3 separate regions of the Homo sapiens genome follow, and regions 1 and 2 are each linked to region 3. Evidence: read pairs that join two places in POLR2A ChIA-PET (ENCODE). Cell type or tissue: OCI-LY7. All regions are shown on one strand.

Region 1 (5,000 bases), 160 kb before region 3:
AAGTGTAGAGTAACATAACAAGTTGGTTGCCCTGTATATAAATGTGTGCAACAAAATGTCACCGAGAACACAATGTGGCCTTGTGCAGCTTCATATCGGTGCCGCTGGAGCTGCCTGGCTGTGTTTGCCTTCATCTGAACGGCTTTCATCTGGACCAGTGTAAACTAAGCCCTGGTAAGTAATCACTGCCCGGCAGAAAGAAAGGAATGTATACAGCTAGCGTGGCCTAAGCTGTAAAAACGGAAACCTGAGCCCCCACCTCGGATCACATATCAAGGCTTGAAGGTAGGGGAAATGAAAGGGGGAAAGAAGAGAGAGCAAATGGAAAAGTCAGCCTGGGAAGTGGAGGATCAGGAGGAGGCCCCCCTTAGGGAGATTTGGCTCAGGGATTAGGGAATTTTATCGTGGTGTACAGTGACCTACTCAGGTTTCAACACTGGTTGGATTGAGTTGCTTCTCTGTGAGCTGAAAGAAAAAGGACTGGTGTGTATGTGATTTTTTTTCCCCCTTCGGGTAATAGAAAGGACATTGGTACAAGTGTCTATTTTAAGTACAGCAAATGCAGGGCACTGAGAATGAGCAACAAACTTGCCTCATCACGGAGACTTCCTTCAAGATTTCCTAATTGAGATAGTCACATATTTATTTTAAAATGGCTGGAGAAGACAAACTGGCTGAGGTTTAGCTGACACCAGTAATGGCATTGAAGAGTGTCTTCATGTGGCTGAGAGCTAATGCTAGTTGCTGTTTCACTAGATCAGATATTGAGTTACATTTTCGTTATCACTGGTTTAATGTACATGGCAGTTGTAACAAATTTAAATTTGATACAATATAATTTTGTGTATGAAAAGTACATGACTTGGCATAGCTTGCTTGTAGTGTACTCCCTGAAAATATCTTCATGTAGAAATGTTTGTCTCACTATGACCTTTACAGTGTTTCTTTATCTTTCCTTTTCTTCTTCCCTTATCCTGGTTTTTCCTGATTAGAAAGACTGGTTGTACCAATGTACTTACAATTAGTCTGCCTTATTTAATTAGTGGCTAGTAGAATTTTAAAAAATCAGACAGCGATGCAGAGTATATGTTTCTAAAGTGAATGTTGTGATTGTGTCTAATGTAATATGTCTCAGGTATACTGTTAGCTCACATATATCATAATAAATGAATGTCACAAGGGAATTCTGACATATGGGAAGGTTAATTAGTTTTAAGAGTTCATCCAGAACATAGTAGATATAATATAAAAACTAACTTCTACTAGTGGATGTGTAAGCGTAAATATATGTGTAAGGTAAATATTGTTGCCCTTAAGGATATATATTTTGTGCACATAGATCTTTTGTGATCAGTAGCTACCAAACAACAATACAACTCAAAATATCCAAACTGTGAGTAGAGATTATGAGTTCAATTTTTGTCTTTTAAAATTCTTTGACAAAACCAGCATGATTAGATCAAGCATTCTGTGCTGGAAACTTTCCTAAACAAACCATAATTAATGCACTTACAATGTTTAACTTCTTTATCAATTGCTAAACTACAGGAGAATCTGTGTTAAATGTCAGAGATGCTTCTTTGCTGAAGAAGTTTTCTGTCTATAAATATTCTCAGTAAGTAATTTGTACCTAAAATTACGCTTCAGTCCTGATGCCTACAATTTGGGTCAGGCACATCTGTTAGAGTTTAGTAGTAAACTTACCACAAGATTTTCTAGTTTGTTTTCTGATGGTCTCAATTTGGCATTAAAAATAACCTGTGTCAATTGCACAGACAATAAAGCAAGTTGCAGAGCCGAGCTGGTGAGATAAATAGCTTGATTTTAAGAGAGAGAGAGAGAAATCAGAGCATGGACTGGAAAAGTCAGCAAGTTTAAGTTTGAAATTGGCTCATTATTAAAACAGGTATATTTTAAGTTTTGCTGTTGAAACTCTATCCTGGTGTCAGAAGCATAATTCTCAGGAACTTAGAAAGTGGACTTAGGACCCCAGATCCCACTGTGGCATTCACAAATTATGTTAGACTCCCCCTCTCTAAGCAGTGGCCTCAGGTGTGCCACGTGGCAGGGATGGGGACTAATGTTAGTGGGCACATAGCCCTGGCCTCTTGGGAGCAGGTATAAGATGTTCCTGAGCCTTCAGCCTTGCTCTCACTTGTCCTGCCAAAGGCTCCAAGCTAAACCCATAAAAGACTGTCCTGTGAGAGCTTGGATGGTTATGTATTATGGTCTGTTCAAACCAGGAGTTTTCTGGGAAGAGTCTCTTTCTCCATCCACGAACTGGTGTGATGTACGGTAGAGCGTCATTCTCTAAACTTACTTATACAACTCGCAGATTCCAGAGACGAGGAAATGGAAAGGAACCACTCCACTTCCTCTCGAATCTGAAATAAACATTTGAACTAGAAGAAAATGAGTCTGACAGACTCATTCCCTTCTGCGTTTCCTGCCTCTGTGCTTGCCAAGCACTGCTCTGAGAAGCCAAGCCCTACTCTCCTTGTGTGAAAGACAGACTTATAGAAACCAAGAGGTAACAGAATTTTTAAAGGAAAGTAAAAAACAGGGCCTTAAAAAAGGGCAAATATTAGTGAGCACAGTGGCTCTCTAAAAGGGAGAGTTCTAGGAAAAGGTAGTCTCTTGTTAGGGTAACCAAACTTTTTATATCTTATATAAAATTCCCTTTTATTTACTGACTCTTTATACTTAACAAAATTATTACAAGTAGTAGAAGGTATACCATCAAAATCCCTAAAGTCTAAAACTTCCTCTTGTGGAATGGGAATTCAGCCACACTTGTACTCTCAAGCTAATAAGATTATTGAATATGTTCCTGAAGGAGAGGGGATATTACAGGTTAGAAGAGGAAAAAAAAAACACGGAAGACTTTGTTTTTGATAGTGCCAATTGAAACATGTAAACAGACATGAAAGCATGTGGTAAGTGAGATTTGCTGAATGTATATTTTAGGATCTGTAGACCGATGGGTGTTAATATCTCTTATATAACCAAAGGCCTGTGGAACTCTGTGCTGCATTAAGGCCAGTGACTTTGGCACAGACAGGAAAACAATGTAACAAGTCTTGGTGATTTTTTAAGGCAGTTCTGCAGCTGTGAAAAGACACAGCTGCACACAGCTGTACACCTGCCATGCCTGCCACAATGTTAGCCTGAGGGCTGGTATTCACAATTTCACAGCATTTGTTTGACCTTTTTAGGACATTTGATGTCCTGGCAGCAGATTAAAATGTGGGGACATGATTGTTTGCTCTGTATCACGACGAGACAGTAAAACACCATACATTTTATATGCAGAACCACATGATTTTGGTTTCATATGCCAATTATATAGCCATCCAATTTAGGATATATCAATAAGAGAGTAAGACTTTCTTTTCCAGCCTGTTCCAAGTCAGAGTTGAGTATTAGTGTTAATGATATGTCCTCTGCGTTAAAATCATTGTGTTGTGGCTAAGAGCAATTCTGCAAAATGGAGCATAGGAACCATCTTCAAAGAATTTCAGGCTCGAAAGCTGTAGTTCAGGTAAAAACAGCAGGGTTCAGTATATAAAGTCTGCACTGAGTGGGAATCTGGCCACCCTTACTATTTCATTCACATTGATGACCCTCCAGTGGGTCATCTGTGGGGGTGGCTCATCTTAACTATACCATTGGATCCAGTGGGATCATGAAAGAGGAAGTACTTTGTAATCTGCAAAGGGCTCTTCAAATATTTCTTTTGCACTATTTAAATTTTATGTCATGACCTTTTTCTTGGCAGAACCATAAAATAAAACTGATCCACTGGGTCTGTGTTAAGAAAGACAGCTCAGACTCAGCCCTGGGCCAGGCCTGAGAGTAGAGCTAGAAACTGACTTCTAACCAGATTCAATTCCTGCTTCACTCTGGAACTTGAACAAGGCTTCTGCCTGTCTTCTGCAGATTACCTTTCTTTATCTCTATTAATGAGTCCAATGATGCCTGATAGATATCTACTCCAGAAGTAAGTCAGAGCATATGGAGATGGAAAGGGAGATAAAATATTTTTCAGAAATAACCATCAGTCTACTATTCATAACCTTAACTAGTAGAGATAGTAGCATTTTTCCCCCATGCTTTATAAATTGTTTGGAATTGGGAGTTTCTTTTTCCTTTGAAAGCATTTCTCATGTGCTCCACTTTCTTGGATAATGGGTGTCAGAATGTTTTGAAGTTAAGTAATGTAACCAACAAATCCTTTTTATTGTCATTAGGACTGTGACTATAGCTGATGTAATTGTCTATGACTGAGACTATGTGTTAATTTTTAATTAAAACTAGTTTTTTATTTTTATGAAAATAATACATGGACATGACAAAAAGAGTAGGCAATAAAAATAAGCAAAAAGAAAAACAAAGCCTGTAATTTTCCCACCCAGACGCAATTACTGTCAACATTTTGATATATGTCTTTTCATGCCCTTTCTCTATATATGATATATAGTTTTTATAAAAAAAAGTCTCATACTATACTAACCTTCCTTTTAAAACTTAATGTACTGTTAATAGCTTTTCATGGCAATAAAAATGTATCTACAGTATATATTTTAGTGGCAAAATAGTATTCCATTATATGCCCAAACTATAATTTATTTAACTAGGATTCCTATTGTTTGGCATTTAGTTTGTTTCTAAGAAAACAATGCTGAAACATGCATATTTCCATAGCTGTTTTCCTAGAATAGTTTCAACAGTCCCTAGAAGTAAAATTGCTAAGTCAAAGGGTATGTACAATTTTAAGGCTTTTAATGCATAGAGTCAAATTACTTTTTCTAACAGTTGTAGCAATTTAAATTCCCAATAGCATGAGGGTGCTTACTAATACTACATGTTATAATTTTTAAGCTTTTACATATTTATTTTTAAAATTAGGTTTTCCTGAATTTTATTTGATCATTTCTCTGTAACTGCGTTTAAATAAATATTTGTGACTGGATTAAGTGCTAAGCATTGTGTTAGGTGAG
Region 2 (5,000 bases), 540 kb before region 3:
GTGCTTTAAGAATGTAAAACGACCTTGTTAAATTTTTGGAAAGAGGACTAGATGAAACGTGTGTAGTGAGGGGATATATATTTAACCAATCTTTCACAGTGACAACTCAGGTTTTTAAGGAGAAATTAAATAATAAGACAATAGAGATAGAAATTAACATTTCTCTGTTCATATTGCTTGAAACAAAAGATTTCTGTCAAATACAATAATTGAACTGATATAGCTGACTTTTCAAAACAACTTTCAGGAAACTCAAACGGACCTTGAATATTATTGTAAAAGTATGTATCTTATATTTGCATAAATGGATCTATCTACTTAACAAAGTAAGTGGCTTGTTTCAAATAAGTTATTAATAGAAATAGAAGTCATTGCTATCCAAGAAAGGAAATCACCTTCCTTCAAATGGTTTTCTATGTGGTTTTCTTTTTTATATGGAGAAGGAAAATAACGCATAAAGGTGAAAAATGTATTGGAATAGTTGTATATAATTTTGGAAACTTCAAGACATAATAGTTTTGAAAGTGCAGTAACAGTTCATGGTTCATACGGATGTGTGTGTAAAGACCCGGAAAAATAACAACCTGGTTTTTAGAGGTCTGCTCAATTTGAAATTGCTTAATAAAAAATGCATTTTTCAAGATTTCAAATTAGAGCTGCTGCCATCGATCTAGTCAACTCATTTTCATTTGTACCTGAGTAAAATGTAGCAGGGGGAAAACTGGCTACTTGACCATATAAAACACTGAGACACTAAATGTAAAAACTCAAATGGAAAATTGCGTTATATAAAATGGGATATAAAAGAAGATTGGGATATAAAATGTAAATATATATAATTAAGAGTGGCAGACAGACAGACATTAGGTTTCAGATAACTGTTACTCTAAAGGCTTTTATCATTGCTAAAATATATTTATAGTTGGCAAGACAATATTTAGTAGGACTTTTTTTCAGTAAAGACTTAAAACAACGCAACAGATTTCACTGTTACTTGTGAGACATTTCCACTTTATTTCTTGCCTGCTGGATGTATAATTTCGCCAAGTCTTCAACTTCAAACAGAAGTAGCTGGCAGATCCAGATTCTGTGAATACTCACAACAGAAAAGTAAGAGGGTGAAAAACAGGGGCGTGAGAGGTAGTACTATATTAAATAGGACCTACAGAAAGACATGCCTCAATGGTTAACCCCTGTGTGCTGAAAAAATAAACAACTATCTTTTTTTTTTTTTTTTTTTTGAGACGGAGTCTCGCTCTGTCGCCCAGGCTGGAGTGCAGTGGCGCGATCTCAGCTCACTGCAACCTCCGACTCCCTGGTTCAAGCGATTCTCCTGCCTCAGCCTCCTGAGTAGCTGGAATTACAGGCATGTGCCACCACGCCCAGCTAATTTTTGTATTTTTAGTACAGACCGGGTTTCACCATCTTGGCCAGGATGGTCTCGATCTCCTAACCTTGTGATCCGACCGCCTCAGCCTCCCAAAGTGCTAGAATTATAGACGTGAGCCACCACGCCCGGCCAACAACTATCTTTATTGGAATGTGGAGCAGGTAAGTGATATACCATGACCCAACATGAAAAAAATGAGGTTTCAAATGAAAAGTTACAGACAATTTGTGCTGGACATTTTCCTTATGTGTAGGAGAACTATTTAATAATTTATAGCAGCTTGAGATTGTAAGCACCCAGTACAGCCATCAGGATCTGATTTTTGTTGAATATCTGGTTTGCACAATAGGATTCTGCAAAAAGAAACATGAGGGAGAGTGAAAACTGCTGCAGTCCCACTCTCAATTTCAAGCCCTTGAGAAAACAAATGCCAATCTGAACGGCAACTCATTCTGAGCCCACGCTGCTGGCTAGAGGCACTGTAGCCACTAGGGCCCCAGCACCCAGAGGGGTGCCCAAGGGCCTGTACTTAGGCCTTCCCCAACTGATCACACAGCTGCAGGGGCAGGCAGGAAGCAGGGAGCAAGTGTTGGCTGGCTTCCCAGCCAATCAGAGCTCATTAGAAATGAAAAAGGAGACACATACTGCTCTAGCAATTGACCAATTTTAAAAAAATTACTGTATGCTGTGGAGTGTGGTGGTTGAAGCCTGTAATCCCAATACTTTGGGAGTCCCAGGCAAGAGGACTGCTTGAGCACAGCAGTTTGAGCAGCCTGGTCAACATAATGAGACCCTGTCTCTACAAAAAAAATCAAAAAATGGCTGAGCGCAGTGGCTTATGCCTGTAACCCCAGCACTTTGGGAGGCCGAGGTGGGTGGATCACCTGAGGTCAGGAGTTCAAGACCAGCCTGGCCAACATGGTGAAACCCTGTCTCTACCAAAAGTACAAAAATTAGCCAGGTGGGGTAGTAGTCACCTGTAACCCCAGCTACTTAGGAGGCTGAGGCAGGAGAATCTCTTGAACCCAGGAGGCAGAAGTTGCAGTGAGCCAAGATCACACCACTGCCCTCCAGCCTGGGCGACAAAGCAAGACTCTGTCTCAAAAAAAAAAAAAAAAAATCAAAAAATTAGTCAGGTGTGGTGGCACATGCCTGTAGTCCTAGCTACTCAGGAGGCTGAGAAGGGAGGATTGCTTGAGCCCAGGAGTTTGAGGCTGCAGTGAGCCATGATGGAATCCCGGCACTCCAGCCTGGACGACAGAGAAAGACCCTATCTCTGAGAAAAACAAAACAAAACAAAGACTCTAAATGATAGGATATATGTTAAGATTAGTCTTATTTGCGCTGGGTGTGGTGGCTCACAGCTGTAATCCCAGCACCTTGGGAGGCCGAGGTAGGCAGATCACCTGAGGTCGGGAGTTCGAGATGAGCCTGACCAACAAGGAGAAACCCCATCTATACTAAAAATACAAAATTAGCCAGGCGTGGTGGCGCATGCCTGTAATCCCAGCTACTCGGGAGGCTGAGGCAGGAGAATAGCCTGAACCCGGGAGACGGAGGTTGCGGTGACCTAAGATCGTGCCATTGCACTCCGGCCTGGGCAACAAGAGTGAAACTCCATCTCAAAAAAAAAAAAAAAAAAGGTCTACATAGACAAATATGTTCGTTGCAGGATCATTTGTGATAGCAAAGAAATCGAAGAGAACTTGGAAAATAGCTAAAAATACCTTCCATGACATACTATGTAAGCTTTTTTTTTTTTTTAAATACAGAGTTTCATTCTATCACCCAGTCCAGTGTGCAGTGGTATGATCATGGCTCATTGCAGCCTCAAACTCCAAGGCTCAAGCCATCTTCCCACCTCACCCTCTCAGGTAGCTGAGACTACAAGGCCAAATCACCAGGGCGGACTCATTTTTTTTTCTCTTTTTATAGAGACAGGGTCTTGCTGTGTTGCCCAGGCTGGTCTCAAACTCCTGGGCTCAAGTGATCCTCCTTGCCTTGGCCTCTCACAGTGTTGGGATTACAGGTGTGAGCCATCATGCATGGCCTGTAAACTAGAAAGAGGAAAGGGAGGTGTTCTTTTTTATGGATATGGAAGAATGTTGATGACATATTGTTGAGTAAAAGAAGAAAATGACAGATTTTTTTTTTTTGAGACGCAGTCTCGCTCTGTCGCCAGGCTGGAGTGCAGTGGCGCGATCTTGGCTCACTGCAACCTCCGCCTCCCGGGTTCAAGCGATTCTCCTGCCTCAACCTCCCAAGTAGCTGGGACTACAGGCACACACTACCAAACCCAGCTAATTTTTGTATTTTTAGTAGAGACGGGCTTTTACCATGTTGGCCAGGGTGGTCTCGATCTCTTGACCTCGTGATCTGCCCGCCTCGGCCTCCCAAAGTGCTGGGATTACAGGTCTGAGCCACCGTGCCTGGCCGACAGATTTATATATAATGTAATCTTATTTTTGTCAAGAAGAACATCACGTATGTATCTGGGTTGTGAATGGAAAAGGTCCGGGAGGCCAGGTGTGGTGGCTCAAGCCTGTAATCCCAGTACTTTGGGAGGCCAAGGCAGGGGGATCACTTGAGCTCAGGAGTTCTGGACCAGCCTGAGCAACATAGTGAGACCCTGTGTCAAAAAGAAAAAAAAAAATGTTCTGGGAAATACAGAGGTCATAGAGGTGACCGCGAGGTATATCGGATAGAGAGAAGAGAGGGACTTTTTCACGTTATACATGTGTGTGATGTTTGGTTGTTTTCCCCCATAATGAGTATCTACGTCTTTGTAGCCCTTTCCCCTCACACAGACTAAAAACAGTCATTACCATGGCCTAAAGAGCAGAAGTCACTCTAGAGTAGCTAAGTCATGCTCAGCTGGTGTAAGAGCCTAGACTTAAACACGTCACCAATCCCCCCCTTTCTCTACATAATTTTATGGCTGAAATAAAAGGAAGAGAAGAAATCCTGGTAAAAATGACCCCAAAGTAAATATGGCACTTGGTTACAGAATCCAAAGCCTCCTTTTTTCAAGTTGCTGAAGTGTCAACACGGTATTTTAAGAGGTCACTGTGAATATATGTAAGGATTTCCCTCTAGTCATTACACATGAGGGCCTGAGAAATAATAGGTGTCAACTGCCTGGTTCTACCGCTAAGGAAACTGGGGCAAAAAGAAAGGGTGGCTTGCTCAAGGCTATTGGGCTTTAGAATTATGGTTTTGGGTTCCACTTTCTAAATTATTACTACCAAACATCAAACAGGCAAAAAAAAAAAAAAAAAAAAAAAAAAAAGAAAGAAACCGTCAAGGAGTGAAATCTATAAGGTCTGTGCTTCACAGAATTGTATTCATTTAAATTATCAGGCCCTGCCCCCAACCTCACCCTTTAGTCCTTAGGCAGCTTAAGTCCCTTCCTCAAGAGGCCACATGTGTCCCAAGCCTGGGATGGAGGCCCTGTGCTGCACCCCCATGGCAGCTTGCTCTGTCCATGGAGACTCCTATGAACTGAGTTGGTTCCCCTCCAAATCCATATGTTGAAGTCCTAACCCCCAGTACACTTTGGAATGAGAATATTTGAAGATAAGGCCCTTAGCAGGTAACTGAGGTTATTTGA
Region 3 (5,000 bases):
ACCAACAAGGGGGCTGCCCTGAACCAGCCAGAGCCAGAAGGACAAATGAGGATGCCTTCAATACCGCCCCCTCCTCAAATGTTATCAGCAGAGAGGGACTTGTACTGCCACCATCTGGCCTTTGTGGGTGTCCCAGACACAGCAAGTATGTGGTGAGAGGGAAGGAAACAGCACAAATTGTCTACTTTACCATTCTCTTAAAATAAGCTTCGTGTGAGCAAGCTTTTCAGAGCAGCAGGACTAGGGCTGCGAAAAATAGAGTGTGGTGCAGCTGCACCCTTCAGAACTTTGGGGGAAAACACATATTATTTACCAGACAATAATAGATACCAGAGAATAATAATGATTATTATAGTGTTTGGGATGGCAAATGCTGTAGTTAAGGTTCCAGAATGGCTCTTATTATAATCCCGTTTTACCGAGTCTCTTGTGAAAGCCTGGAAATTTTCTTTAAGTAGGCTGATGCTGTCCGTGTTTGGTCTTTGTCCAAAGGTGATTTGAATATAAAGAAACTTACTGGAGAAACATTCATTTTTTTAAATAGTGATTGCATTAAAGAAAAAAGCTACATTATTAAAAAAGCAGTTGCAGCATCCCTAAGTAAGCAATTCAAAATGGCGGTGTTTCCCAGTTTACTGGAGGAAAATGTTAAACATTCTCCCTCCTCCCTTTTAAAGAAAGAAGGAGGCCCCCTCTAACTACAAGATTCAGTCACTCTTGGTTCCAGGCCCAGAGGTGGGGATGGCTTCCCTCCCTCCATAGCAACTTCCAGGCTGTGCTTGCTAAATGCAAAAGAATTGTTCCCAGAAGAAGTGACCCCGGTGTCTTTGGATCCACTTGTCATCTCTGCAGCTCCTCAATTTTTGTGGCCTCACATTTGATAGTGGCTCTTGGTGCTTTTATTTTTGTATCCCCTCTCTCCATTGTCACTTATTCTTGAGAAAGAAAGAAAAGAAAGAAAGAAAGAAAGAAAGAAAGAAAGAAAGAAAGAAAGAAAGAAAGAAAGAGAAAGAAAGAAAGAAAGAAAGAAAGTAAGTCAAATGTGAGCTCTTTATTCAGAAATAAATATCCACATTTCCAAATCTGACCATGCCAAATGAAAAGGTTTCCATGGCCTTGTAATTCCACCCCCATTACATATTTGTGGTGTTTTGCATTTTCACTTTGGTTATTTAATATACATATTAAGTACACACAGATCTGGTGATTTAATGTGATTGGGGGAACTCAGGCATTTCCTGTCGTGCACAGTGAAACTTTCAAACCTTGTTTTTGGCTGCTGCTGATTATTGTTGCCATTAACACCAGGATTTAGATAGCAGGGTTCAAAGCACAAGCTTCCACTTAGTCCTCCCAATGGGCATTTGACCTCCTCTTGCTCTTGCTAAATTCATGTTATAAACACTCCAAGCAAGCTTCCAGGTCTCTTTGTGGCTCCATTTCTTCACTATAAAATGAGGAAATGGTACTGTATTATCTCTGGGGTCCCTTCAAGTCCTACATTCTATCACCTCTCTGAAGTTATTTGTTCATTGTTCTAAGAATAATCTCAACAGTTGTAAAGATGTTTACAAGTCCTCTGTCACCACCTCACCTTAGCCAAATTTTACCCATTCACATTTCTGACAGCCTCATTTATTGGCAGGAAGAAAAGGTGCTGTTTTGGGGCATGGCAGAAGAGAGGCGCCTGACCCACTCATGTGATCAAAGTGTGTCGAGCGCCCACAGCGGGCCAGACTCTGAGCTACGAGTTGGGTGTAGAGACACGAGCAAAACAGACAAGCCCCTGACCTCTGGGGCTTTACCATGCAGTTGGCAGACTTCTAAGTGGCTGCTCCCAGAACTGACTGAGTGGCCTCAGGAAGCTCTATTTCAAACCAAGTGACTGGCGGCAAATGAAAGAAGGCTGCAGGTATCAAGAGGCAGAGCCTCATATCTCGGTGAATGTTGGGATGAGCATTCCCCAGAAACTGACTTTCCTGGTGGAAAATCCTGTTCAGAGCCTCTGCCCTGGGACCCCAAGGCTCTTGGTTGATTTATTTTCTTCCAGTCCAGTGCTACTGTTTGTTTTGGATGTGAAGAGATGTGAATGGCTCACCTTTTACAGGCAAGACCCACACACGGAGAAAAGCAAGCATTTCTTCCAGCTTAGTTGCCTTTGTGGGAAACTTCTGAAGATAGGTATATGTGTCCATGGTAATTTTCCACTTGCCAAAAAGTGAATCTATTGGCCCTCTTTTCAGCAAATACCAGAGCTGAGACATGGGGTTACAGGAGTGAGGTCAGGAGCTCCAGGGTCCTCCGTGACCTTGCCTGGCTTTGGAGTGACCTTGGGTGACTCAAAAGACCTCCTGCTGGGGCTGGATGCGGTGGTTCATGCCTGTAATCCCAGCACTTTGGGAGGCTGAGGCAGGAGAATCACTTGAAACTGGGAGGCAGAGATTGCAGTGAGCCAGTTGCACCACTGCACTCCAGCTTGGGCAACAGAGCGAGACCCTGTCTCAAAAAAAAAAAAAAGCCTCCTGCTGGTTAAGCATGCAGTCATGTGGAGGGGGAGGGTTGCTGGGTTGCAAAGGATGCTGTGGTCTTTGGGTGAGGGCGTGGTGTACCCTACTCATTATGGTATTCCAAAAAGCGACTTGAGTTTCATTTCCTCACACAAAGCTGGCAGGGCTGACCTGAGCAGACCGTGAATGAAACTCCTGTTGAAATCACGCTGTGCTGCAGCGGTTCTGGGGCTCATCCTAGGTCTGCCCTGGCGGCTGGAGAGTGTGCTGCTGTCTGACTCATGCCTGGGTTCTCCCCAGCTGGGCGGAGGGAGGGGGATCGGTCCAGTGGATTCTGACAGCCCCTTCTGCTCTTTTTCCAGGAACGTTCACTCACAGGGTACGCTCATGGAGAGAGGGCGCAGAGCAAACCATGTCACGCCATCCAATGACACCAGCTGGTCAGCTCACCACCCCCTCTGGCTAAAACTCAAGCAAATAAAGCCGCTTCCTGTCATTAAGCATCTCAGAGGAAGCAGCCCTCCCTCGATGGCCTCTAGCCCAGAGAAGCCCGCGCATCTTGGACCCACCAAGCAGGCCCAGCCTTCCTGCTGCCACCATCTCTGCTTCTCCCCAGAGGAACTTAGGGATTTCACCCCTGGCTTTTAAAAAAAACGAAATACCGACAAGCCACAAGGACCAATGTAGGTATTCTCCCCGCCCCATCTTCAAGGCTCAGCGACTGAGGCTGGAAGATGATATGGATTGGAACACAAAAAATCTTTTTTTAATCTTTTTAAAAACTGCTGTGGTTTTGCTGCTACACTAAGAATTGTGATTTGCATTGTACGGTTTTGGACCTATATTGTTCACGTTTTGATGGCGGAGAGGGGTGGTCCTGGAGGCCCAATGCTTCAGAGTCATCTCTGTCCTGCCCGGGATGCACTTTTAAATGAAGAGTTAGAATATTTTATTGGCTAATATACTTTTCTTGTTATTTTTACAAAGGCCACCTTTATCCTTTTTGATGCCATATTTTCAGTGTTACACTTTTATGGCTTTTAATTTTCGATTTGACAGATGTAAGAAGCAGCATGAATAGTTTATACTGTGGTTTTTCAGAGACTGAATGCCAAGAGAACTCGGTAAATGTTTATTCTTCTCAGCTTTCTCTTTAAATTCCCCTAAATAGCGCCCCATTTGGGAACAGAGCAAGAGTGTTGAACTGAAGACCAAAATGCCCTCAAGGTGTAAAATAATCCGAGGGGGAATATTTGCTGGGCGTCAGGAAAGACTCAGATGAAATTTCAACCCTGATGGTTTTCGGTGATCCAGGAAGTCAGTGAGACAATCTCTCTATATGCAGAGCCCTTTCATGATAATTAGAATGGTATGGACAAACCAATGAAAACAAGAGGGAAAGTGAGAAAGATCACCCATGATTCTGTTTCACTGTTTGCTTTCTCCTGTCATGGTTAAGAGAAATGTGCAATTCGATCCTCAATCAGTGGGTGGAGGATAACAGGGTAGATTCACTTGTGTGCACTTGTACAGTTGTAGCTGCGAGTCCAGAAGTCCTCTAGAGCATGTGTACTGGCACTGAGTTGGTGAGACAGTTGTGGAGTATCCCATTCTGATGAGTACAGAAAAAAAAAGAAAAAGAAAAGAAGAGAAAAAATTAAGAAAAAAATCAAAAAAGGAAGAAAACTAAAAAAAAAAAAAATCAAATCACCTTGTGATTCAGTGTATCTGTTTACTAACTCAAATAAAGCAATTGTTCCCTCTGGAGGGGTCCAGGTGCCCCCGCCCCACAAGGCCGCGGAGCCTCAGCAGGAGGGGTGGCGAGTTGCGGGTGGGCAGGGCCAGGACGGTGTGGCGCCAGCCTTGAAGCACCACGGCCCAAGGATGCGGTGTACATACTGTATTTCTAGATTCTCCTTTGTACAGAGTCACTTCACAAGTCAAGCTACTGTTTTACAGGTGCTCCTTATTTATTAGAGCTGTGAGAGCTTGGGGGACACACCTGGCGAGCAAGCTCGCTTTTTAAAAATGAAATTTGGGGGCAGGGGAAGGGGAGGCGGGAGGGAGGGGAAGCTCGCAAGCCCGGGGAGAGATTTATAAAAGTAAACAAAAGAAAACCTTCCAGCAACAAATTAAAAAATAATAACAAATCAACCCCAGCACCAAACCCACCCAGGCAGGAAGAAGCCGCCCCTCCTCTGGGGCCATATTTTTCTGCTGGGTCACAACATTCTCCTCTCCCTGACTGGTGTCAGATTCATCAAACAAAAAATAAATCTCGAAGAAAAAAAATGCACTTACATGTGCTTATTTGGCTTTTCTCATTATTATGACTACTGTTTTTTTTTGTTTTTTGTTTTTTGTTTTATTACAGAGGTGTTCATTTTTCTCCCCCTGGGAAACATTTTAAAAAATAGAACTAAGGAGTTTTAAAAGATGGTAAGCTACTGGGATGGCACTGTCTCTTCCTGACCTGCTAGACCACGCTTGTCT

What was found. ChIA-PET counts read pairs that join two places held together with the same protein. Peaks named below come from ENCODE experiments on the same cell type or tissue, not always from the same donor. Only the 100,000 strongest peaks of a DNase experiment are listed, where the experiment ranks them.
Region 1: POLR2A ChIA-PET joins it to region 3 with 12 read pairs; 11 of 35 experiments call an interaction of 5 or more read pairs at or near these places.
Region 2: POLR2A ChIA-PET joins it to region 3 with 11 read pairs; 6 of 35 experiments call an interaction of 5 or more read pairs at or near these places.

The regions. Positions count from the first base shown.
Region 1 is chr6:107,493,128-107,498,127 of GRCh38, forward strand. All of the region lies in intron 1 of SOBP (sine oculis binding protein homolog), which reads left to right. Among named protein-coding and RNA genes, the nearest start is that of SOBP, 5.5 kb to the left of the region's middle. In OCI-LY7, no CTCF peak of the experiment used is centred here; DNase peaks (open chromatin) are centred at 2,454 and 3,114; H3K4me3 peaks cover 3,883 bases; H3K27ac peaks cover 4,153 bases.
Region 2 is chr6:107,117,228-107,122,227 of GRCh38, forward strand. No RefSeq gene overlaps it. Among named protein-coding and RNA genes, the nearest start is that of BEND3, 4.2 kb to the left of the region's middle. RefSeq lists an enhancer at 1-303. In OCI-LY7, a CTCF peak has its summit at 1,845; DNase peaks (open chromatin) are centred at 1,154 and 1,934; H3K4me3 peaks cover 2,238 bases; H3K27ac peaks cover 3,490 bases.
Region 3 is chr6:107,655,338-107,660,337 of GRCh38, forward strand. It overlaps SOBP (sine oculis binding protein homolog), which reads left to right. Exons shown (of 7, transcript NM_018013.4): 7 at 2,870-5,000. Among named protein-coding and RNA genes, the nearest start is that of SCML4, 170 kb to the right of the region's middle. RefSeq lists enhancers at 2,192-2,769, 2,518-2,567, 2,770-3,346, 2,808-2,997. In OCI-LY7, CTCF peaks have their summits at 129 (motif pointing left), 331 and 1,738; DNase peaks (open chromatin) are centred at 124, 1,764, 2,614, 3,014 and 4 weaker places; H3K4me3 peaks cover 4,749 bases; H3K27ac peaks cover 5,000 bases.